Regions from separate parts of the Homo sapiens genome. Here all the other regions are linked to region 1. The links are chromatin contacts, found by Hi-C or POLR2A ChIA-PET in ENCODE. All regions are on one chromosome and are shown on one strand. The core of a region is the stretch at or near the end of the contact, and the rest is flanking DNA. Distances in the headings are between cores, read along the strand shown. Region 1 holds the start of MIR29B2CHG (MIR29B2 and MIR29C host gene). Region 2 holds the start of ATF3 (activating transcription factor 3). Region 3 holds the start of PPP1R15B (protein phosphatase 1 regulatory subunit 15B).

Region 1 (2,533 bases), core at 23-2,522:
AGAGGGGAAGCCAGTGACAAGGGGAGTAAACTGTCAAAACTACCTCCCAACCAAGCCCCCGATAATCATCACATCTTTTCCTTCAGAAACATCCTCTCAAAAATCAGATGGGACATGAGTGAAAGAAGGGTGCCACCCCCTCCACCAGAGAGGCCCTAGGGGCCATAGGTGGTATGGGGCACTCAGAAGGATGTTCTGTAGCCTCTTCCCCAAGATGAGGCTAGAAAACCACCACTTTTGTCCTCAAGCTTGGCTCCTGCCAGTAACTAGACAAGAGTTAGCCCTCCCAGGGATTGCAGTCCTTCACTGCTACCCAGTCAGACCCTCCCCAGCTCTATGGGCCCTGGGGAGCAAGAAGGTAGGGTTGCAAGGAAGGGCCGAGAAGGCGCGTGCCATGCCCTCAGTTATGTAATAAGAAGGGCGGTGCTCGTCCTAGGCCAGAGACCCAGGGCGCACTGCGCTTCCAGATGCGCAGTCACGGGTGGGGGCCACTGCGCATGGCGCAGGGCTTGGTAAACCCCCTCCCCACAAACGTGAGACCTGCGACAAAGACAGGTTAGAGAGCCGGGACCCTGATTTTTCGAGGCCTCCCTCCCCCAACCAAAGGCGGACAGCCTGCTGCCCTAGTTTTATTCTGATTCTCCTCATTCCCTAGACTGACAAACCTTTCTAACCCGGGGCCTCCAAACCTCCCGTCTCCCACTGACTTTTCTGGAAATCCCACCAGATGCGGAGTTTCGAGCAATTTCCTGGGGTCAGTCCCCCATCCTCACCTTTCCAAGCACCACGTAGTAGTAGCTTCCAGAAGGTAGATCTTTCCCATACTGGGCTCAGCTCACAACTGGCTCTTGAGGGCCTCTGGACAGCCCCGGACGTCAATGCAAATCTGTTGTCCCCAGGGAGTAGCCCAGAGTCAGCAGGAAGCCCAGGGTGGTGGCAGTATCAGCAGCAGCAGCTCTGCCCTACCTTGCCCATGCGTTTCCAGGGGAGCCAAGAATTATTTTGCCGCAACACTGAGGTGTGGCTGATTGGAAAATTCCCTTTTCCAACACCAAACTACAGAATAAATATTTTCTTCCAATTTGGTCAACCCTCTGCATACCCATCTCCCTAGCATTCTTCCCTCTAAATAAAAAGTTTTGGGAGCCCTGAGCTCTTCCTCCTTATAGTGCGTGAAATTTTAAAAGGCATAGGAAGAGGCTTCAACTGGGCAGTCAAAAGCAGGCATAGACACAGGAGCCTACGCACACCCCTAAAGAGATTTTAGAAAGCTGCTGGGCTTCTCCCCGCTCCCCTTTAAGCAAGTGAAATGCAAATTCAGATTTGATACCCTGCCCTGAGCCAATCAAAAAAAGCTTTTCACCTGCCATTGGCCCACCCACCAATCAGAGGAAGTGTCTGGAGGGAGAGCCCTCCCCTGGCCAATGGAAGGCCAGCTCAGTCACTTAGTTAATGATGCAGCAGTACAGGGAAGGCCATCACATGTGAACTGGAAGGGAGCCAACATGGAGACACAGAGAGCGCAAGGTAAACAACTTTCCAACGCCAAAAGGATGACATTTAATCTCTAAATGCTAGCTTCCCTTCTTAGCTCATCCTTAACCCCTCTCAGCTGGCCACAGAGACCCCAGGAGCCTCACTACCTGTCCCCATAGAGCTCCTAACCAGATGCAACAGTGACTGCGTCACCATTCCCCACTTTTCCCAACTACGCAGTGACAAACCTACCAGCTTTACCCCACTTCTCCCAGCCCACACCCCACCCTGGCCACTCGGCTCCCCACCAGCCTCAGAATCCCAGGGCCAGACCTTTCAATAAGGCAACCCCTGGGAAAAAACTGTCCCTCTGTCTTCCTTTCGGCACTTCTCACTCCCTTACCTTCCACATAAGACCTGCACGGACAGACAGATGGACGCTGACACCCAAACAACTTGGAGAACCAGTCTGTCTGTCCACTAGAAGGAAATAGGGTAAAAGCTGGGAGGTCAGGTGGGAAGCAGGGGATGGTTCACTCCTCTCACCTCTACCCTGGTCAGGCTTGAGCAGCTGACACTAGGGAAAAGAAATTAAAGTGGGAAAAAACCCTCCCTCAGAGAAATAAATAGCAAAAATCGAGAAAGAAGGTGAGAAAGACAGAGCACCCACATACACAGAGACAGCGCCCCTGATCCCAGCAAATACATACGTGGGGGAAGAAGGGGGTTACGCCATCAAGTCCTGAAGCCCGTCGGACCACCCATCGCCGCCTGCGCAGACCCAAATCTTGGTCCCGCCGTAAGGTGCCGCAGTCCCGAATGTTCCAGAATTTGGTCCCATCAAACCCTCCACCGTCGCCCCACAACCTCTTGCTCCCACCCCTGCCCCCCACCACCACCCCACCTCCTCCCCACGGGAACCGCCCGTGCCACCTTGCGTGTCATCTCCTAGCCTAGGCTACCCAGAGGCCTCTGGCCCTGACAGATCTCTGAACGCTCAGCAAGTGAGCTGGCAGAACCTGGTGCCCGGTGTTGCTATGACTTGTTTCTTGATTTC
Region 2 (2,533 bases), core at 26-2,525, 4.8 Mb after region 1:
TTTTAAGGTTCAAACCCAGTTCTGCTGAGGTCTCAGCTCGAATCTCGGACCACGGGGCCCCGCCTTTCCCGCCACCCTGGCTTGAGGGCAGAGGGGATTTCTGCTGCGGGTTCCGCCTGTGGTCATTGCGTCCCCATTCCGGGCCGTCCGGTCCCAGTCCAATCGGCTCTGGGAGCAGAAGAACACGTGAAAGCTGAACATGGGTTTTCCCTAAATATTGCCTGAGAGCGGGGCGACCCCCAGGCCTGGGCAGGTTCGCGGACCCCAAAGCACCTTCTCTTTCCCCCTCCTCCTGGCCGCTGGCTTCCGCCCCCTCCTACCCTCCCACCGGGTTGCCTCTGATTCCTCCTGGACTCCGATCTTTTCACGCTCTTGTTGGTTTCACTGACATGTTCTTGTCAATTTCAAACGCTTTGTGATTGTAAAAAAAAAAAAATCGAACCGATACGGTCCTACCACTCGCCCTAGTTTCGGAGCCCGGAGCTGTCCTGCGTGTGCGTCCATGTGGAGTGTCCGGGGCTGCGGGCTCGGGCGCACGGTGCCAGCCGAGGGCTGCCCTCCGCTTTTGTGTTAACCGGCGGGCTTCTCGCGGTCCCCGCCGCAGAGGTCACACCCGGCGGGTAACGGCGTGGATACACCGAAGGGTGACTTTGGACACCTTCCCCACACCACAGACTAACGCTTCTGCCCCTACTCCGCCCCTGCTAGAGAAGTAGGAGGCCAGTGGGGGAGGGGGTATTTTCCTGAAGCTCCAGAAAATGACCACGCATTTTAGAGAAAGGTCGTGCCCGCTTCCCAGCCTCACCTAGTCTGGGCTGGGGCCGGGACCCGCCTCCCCACCTTCCCCGCCCCCCCCGCTCTTCAACCTAGCGGAGGGACAGATGCCAGCGCGGTGGAGTCATGCCGCTGGCTTGGGCACCATTGGTCATGCCTGGAACACGCAGCAGCGAGTACGCACATCTGGCGGCTATCCCGGGCGGCTCCGGTCCTGATATGGAGAGAGAGGGCGGGCTGGTGTGTGTCTCAGTGAGCGAGGCTGGGGGAACGCGCCTGGGCTGGCTCCTCCCCGAACTTGCATCACCAGTGCCCCCTCTCTCCACCCGCCTTCGGCCCCGCCTTGGCCCCTCCTCCACCCCCCTTCCTCCGCTCCGTTCGGCCGGTTCTCCCGGGAAGCTATTAATAGCATTACGTCAGCCTGGGACTGGCAACACGGAGTAAACGACCGCGCCGCCAGCCTGAGGGCTATAAAAGGGGTGATGCAACGCTCTCCAAGCCACAGTCGCACGCAGCCAGGCGCGCACTGCACAGCTCTCTTCTCTCGCCGCCGCCCGAGCGCACCCTTCAGCCCGCGCGCCGGCCGTGAGTCCTCGGTGCTCGCCCGCCGGCCAGACAAACAGCCCGCCCGACCCCGTCCCGACCCTGGCCGCCCCGAGCGGAGCCTGGAGGTGAGCGCTGGAAGCCGAGGGAGTGAGCGCGACGAGGGCTGCTCGCCTTCATTCCCTTCGCGCCCCTCTAAGTAACCAGTCCGCCGACCCCTGACCCACCCCGGATCCGCGCCCCCAGCCTCCGGCTTGGAAATAACTCTGGCTTAAACTTCTTCTAAGCCACCGCTGCTCCTCGGCGCTTCGAAAAGTTTCCCGCAAAGCGAAAGAACTAACTTTCTCTTTTGACTTGGGGCGCGAAAGGTTCCTGGTGACGGAGGTCGGGCGTCCACTCTGCCGCCAGCCTCGAGCGCCGCTTCTCTCCGCCGACGGCGCTGGCTTGCCCGGCTGGGAGAGGGCGTAAGGTGGGTGGGCGGGTGCGTTGGGGTGTCCGAGGCTGCCTCGCTCGCCGTCCCGCTCCATCCCTCGCTTCGAGACACGGCACTGTGGGAGCCGATCCTTCCCGGGTGGGGGGGGGGGGGCGCAGAGAGGCACGAAGGCCGGAGGCTTGCGGGAGGGCTGCCCCACGCGCCGAGAGGAATGAATGGGGAAGGGGCGAGAGGGCGGGAGGCGTCCCGGGCGCGGCCGCTGGGGGTCGCCCTGGGTACCCCGCAGCACTGGCGGCAGGACCGTGAAGGCAACCCCGAGAAAAAGTTAGCTGGGATAAGCTTGGAAGTGGCGAGCGCTGGTGTCGCGCTGTCCCGGGGCGGAAGACGGGGAGGGCTCCCGGCAACGGCTGGTGTCCGGACCCCGAGCCCGGGACTCCCACACACCTGGGACTCTCACTCTGGCTTTTCCTTCGGCGGGTCCGCGGGAGACCCACCGTGGCGGGGAAGCGAGGGTGTGGAGCCACTTGTGCAGATATTTGAGAGAATGGCTTTGTGGTCTAGTGCCAGGACTCTGAGCGCTTACACTGCAATCGATGTCGTTGGGCCTCAGTATGCGGAGCCGGGAAATAAGGGCACATGGGCAGTACCGGCCCCCTCTGCGTGTTGGAGGGCACAATGCAGTGGTTGGACCAGATAACTACTAAGGTCCTTTCTGTCTGGAGATTTTCAGATTTTGGAGTGGTGTAGTGGGGAGAAAAGGAGCCAGTGAGGGGACTTGAATGG
Region 3 (2,533 bases), core at 17-2,516, 3.4 Mb before region 1:
CGTAGAAAGAGGTGGACATCCCTGCCACGAGGCCGGAATGAGTTCTGCACTCAGCGGCTGGGGATGACAATGGTCCTCTCTCAGGCAGCTGCTCTCTGGGGTTAGTGTCTGGAAGCCGACTACCTCGCTATTTCCATCACTGTTCTGATAGCTGACTTCTAGCCTAGGAAAGCAGTCCAGGTAGGAAGGGTTCAGCAAATAGGATACCACACTGAAATTGTCTATGCGTTGAATGTTTAGAGGCCCAGAGGGCGAAGAGCCAAGTTCCCGGTTAGAGTACAGACGGGATTGAAGGCTACTGGGCAACAGCTCCACTCCCCACAGCTGCTGCTCTAAGAGAAAAGCCTGTGCTGCAGGGTCCAAAGCACTTCCCTTGGCCTTAAGCTCCAATTTTAGGTCTGGGGGCGAGTATTGCCAGTGGATCCCCTCCTCTAGCCAATCAAGGGGACTGGTGACCGAGGGGTCTGAGGAGTCGAGCTGCAGCGAACTCAAAGATTTCTGCGCTGTGGGGGCGGCTGGTTTCTCCCGTCCCTTCAGGGCTCTCAGGGCGCTGTAGACTCCAGCAAAATCTAGCCATCTGGTCGGAAACATTCCACCGAAAAGTTGGCTCCAAATTAGCACCTTCTGAAGCAATCCGGGGAGCGGCGCAAGGAGCTGGGAGAGCAGTTTCGTCCAGTAACTGACCCGAGTCTCGGGCTGGGCAGAGGAAAGCAGTGTGGGGTTCCCGGAGTTTTCCGGGCCAAGAGGCGTCGGGAACTTAGAAGAGCCTGCTTGCGATCGCCGAGGGAAAAAGGGTGGCCAGAACCGGAAGCCCGCCCGAGGGCCAAGCCGTTTCCGCGATCCGCCTGTCCCCGGCTCCATCTCCTTTTTCTTGACAGTCTCTCAGGTAGGGCCGCGGCGCTCAGCGGCTGGAGGTCGACGGGATTCGGAGGAAGCCTACAGAGTCTCGGCCTTGCCCAGCGGTGGCGTCGCTGCTCCAGGCCGATCTTCGAGCCAGCAGAAAAGCCACAGAGGGCAGCGAATGCGGCAGCGGGCGGCAGAACACAGGGAAGAACAGCCCGCGCAATAGGCGGCGACTGATGCGACTTCCATCCTGGCGGGGAAGGAGGTTCCCTAGTCGGCTCGACGCTTCAACACCATGGATAGGAGTCCCCCCACGGCCTCGGCGATGGTTTTCCGACTGACAGAGGGTTGAAAAGCCCCTGAGCAACGCGATACCGGAAGGACTGGGTAGGCCGGCTGGTGCGGTGGAAGCGAAGCCCAAAATGGCCGCAGGGCCCGCGCGCCGGCAGGACACCCCCCTAGACGCCGGAAGAGACGCAGGACTGTTGGGCGTCTACGTCCCTAGCGCCGCGCCGCCCAACGTCACTCGCAAAATCCCCGGGGGGCGGGCCTTTCCGCCCACTTCCGTGTGGCCGCCGATTGGTTTTGCCAGATTTCCCTGTCGGCTTCCTTACTCGAGGTAGAGCCGCACGGCAGCGTGAGGTTGCATCAGCCGGGGCGGGGGGGGGGGGGGGGGGGGGGGGGGGAATGCACGCATGCGCAGTCGTTTCTGTGTGGTCTCCTAGGAGACCGCCCCAACAGCCCTCTAGGTTAAAGGTCTTGGGGAGGGGAGGGGTTTTCAAAATAACCCGAGAATTTCCCGGAGGCGTTTTGATGGCCTAATACACACTGACGTGTGTACAGTCATCCCCTCTCATGAAATGGGGATTAGTTCCAGGACCCCGTAGACACCAGAATCCGCAGACGGTCAAGTCCCTTATGTAAAATGGTATAGTGTTTGCATATAACCTGCATACACCTTCCCAGATATTTAAACCATCCCCTAGATTAAGTATAATACCTAATACAATGCAAGTGCTATGGAACTAGTTGTTATACTGTATTTATTTGTATTATGTTTTATTATCTTTATTTTTCCCGAATATTTTCAATCCATGGAAGGTTGAATGCCCCGCGGGCCAACTGTAGGGTTATCGTAGTCTTAGATTTTTATTATTTATTTATTTGAGACAGGGTCTAGCTCTGTCGCCCAGGCTGGAGTGCAGTAGTGCGATCTCGGCTCACTGCAGCCTCAACCTCCTGGGCTCCAGTGAGCCTCCCACCTCAGCCTCCCGAGGAGCTGGGACTACAGGCTCGCACCACCACGCCCAGCTAAATTTTTTTTTTTTTTGAGACGGATTCCCACTCTGTCGCCAGGCTGGAGTGCAGTGGCGCAATCTCGGCTCACTGCAACCTCCGCCTCCCGGGTTCAAGCGATTCTCCTGCCCCAGCCTCCCTAGTAGCTGGTACTACAGGCGTGTGCCACCACGCCCAGTTAATTTTTTGTATTTTTAGTAGAGACAGGGTTTCACCATGTTGGCTAGGATGGTCTCGATCTCCTGACCTTGTGATCCGCCCGCCTCAGCCTCCCAAAGTGCTGGGATTACAGGCGTGAGCCACCGTGCTCGGCCAATTTTTGCATATTTTTATAGAGACAGGGTTTCGTCGTGTTGCCCAGGTTGGTTTCAAACTCAGCTCAAGTGATCTGCCC

Evidence for each region. Hi-C counts contacts between places; a loop is a spot of excess contacts on that map. ChIA-PET counts read pairs that join two places held with the same protein, here RNA polymerase II (POLR2A). Pooled maps may share reads with other maps.
Region 2: a loop to region 1 is called in a map with no recorded cell type, with 10 times the contacts of the local background. The contact joins the promoter of ATF3 here to the promoter of MIR29B2CHG in region 1. A Hi-C loop is called at or near these places in 1 of 168 maps with a recorded cell type or tissue (mammary epithelial cell), 1 of 37 single-sample maps with no recorded cell type and 9 of 50 pooled maps.
Region 3: a loop to region 1 is called in a map of B cell, with 21 times the contacts of the local background. The contact joins the promoter of PPP1R15B here to the promoter of MIR29B2CHG in region 1. A Hi-C loop is called at or near these places in 2 of 168 maps with a recorded cell type or tissue (B cell and ascending aorta) and 6 of 50 pooled maps. POLR2A ChIA-PET finds 5 or more read pairs at or near these places in 1 of 52 experiments (K562).

Annotation. Positions count from the first base shown.
Region 1 is chr1:207,821,431-207,823,963 of GRCh38, forward strand. It overlaps MIR29B2CHG (MIR29B2 and MIR29C host gene), which reads right to left and starts at 1,273. Exons shown (of 6, transcript NR_135299.1): 1 at 774-1,273. LOC148696 (a long non-coding RNA gene) reads left to right here. Exons shown (of 1, transcript NR_026817.1): 1 at 1-1,166. RefSeq lists an enhancer at 964-1,143 and a silencer at 1,284-1,463.
Region 2 is chr1:212,607,486-212,610,018 of GRCh38, forward strand. ATF3 (activating transcription factor 3) reads left to right here and starts at 1,276. Exons shown (of 4, transcript NM_001674.4): 1 at 1,276-1,445. RefSeq lists enhancers at 1-901, 902-1,859, 1,598-1,657 and silencers at 938-1,147, 1,768-1,907, 1,918-2,097.
Region 3 is chr1:204,410,551-204,413,083 of GRCh38, forward strand. It overlaps PPP1R15B (protein phosphatase 1 regulatory subunit 15B), which reads right to left and starts at 1,267. Exons shown (of 2, transcript NM_032833.5): 1 at 1-1,267. The coding sequence starts at 861. RefSeq lists enhancers at 244-1,078, 385-534, 795-1,494, 1,505-1,554 and a silencer at 1,013-1,459.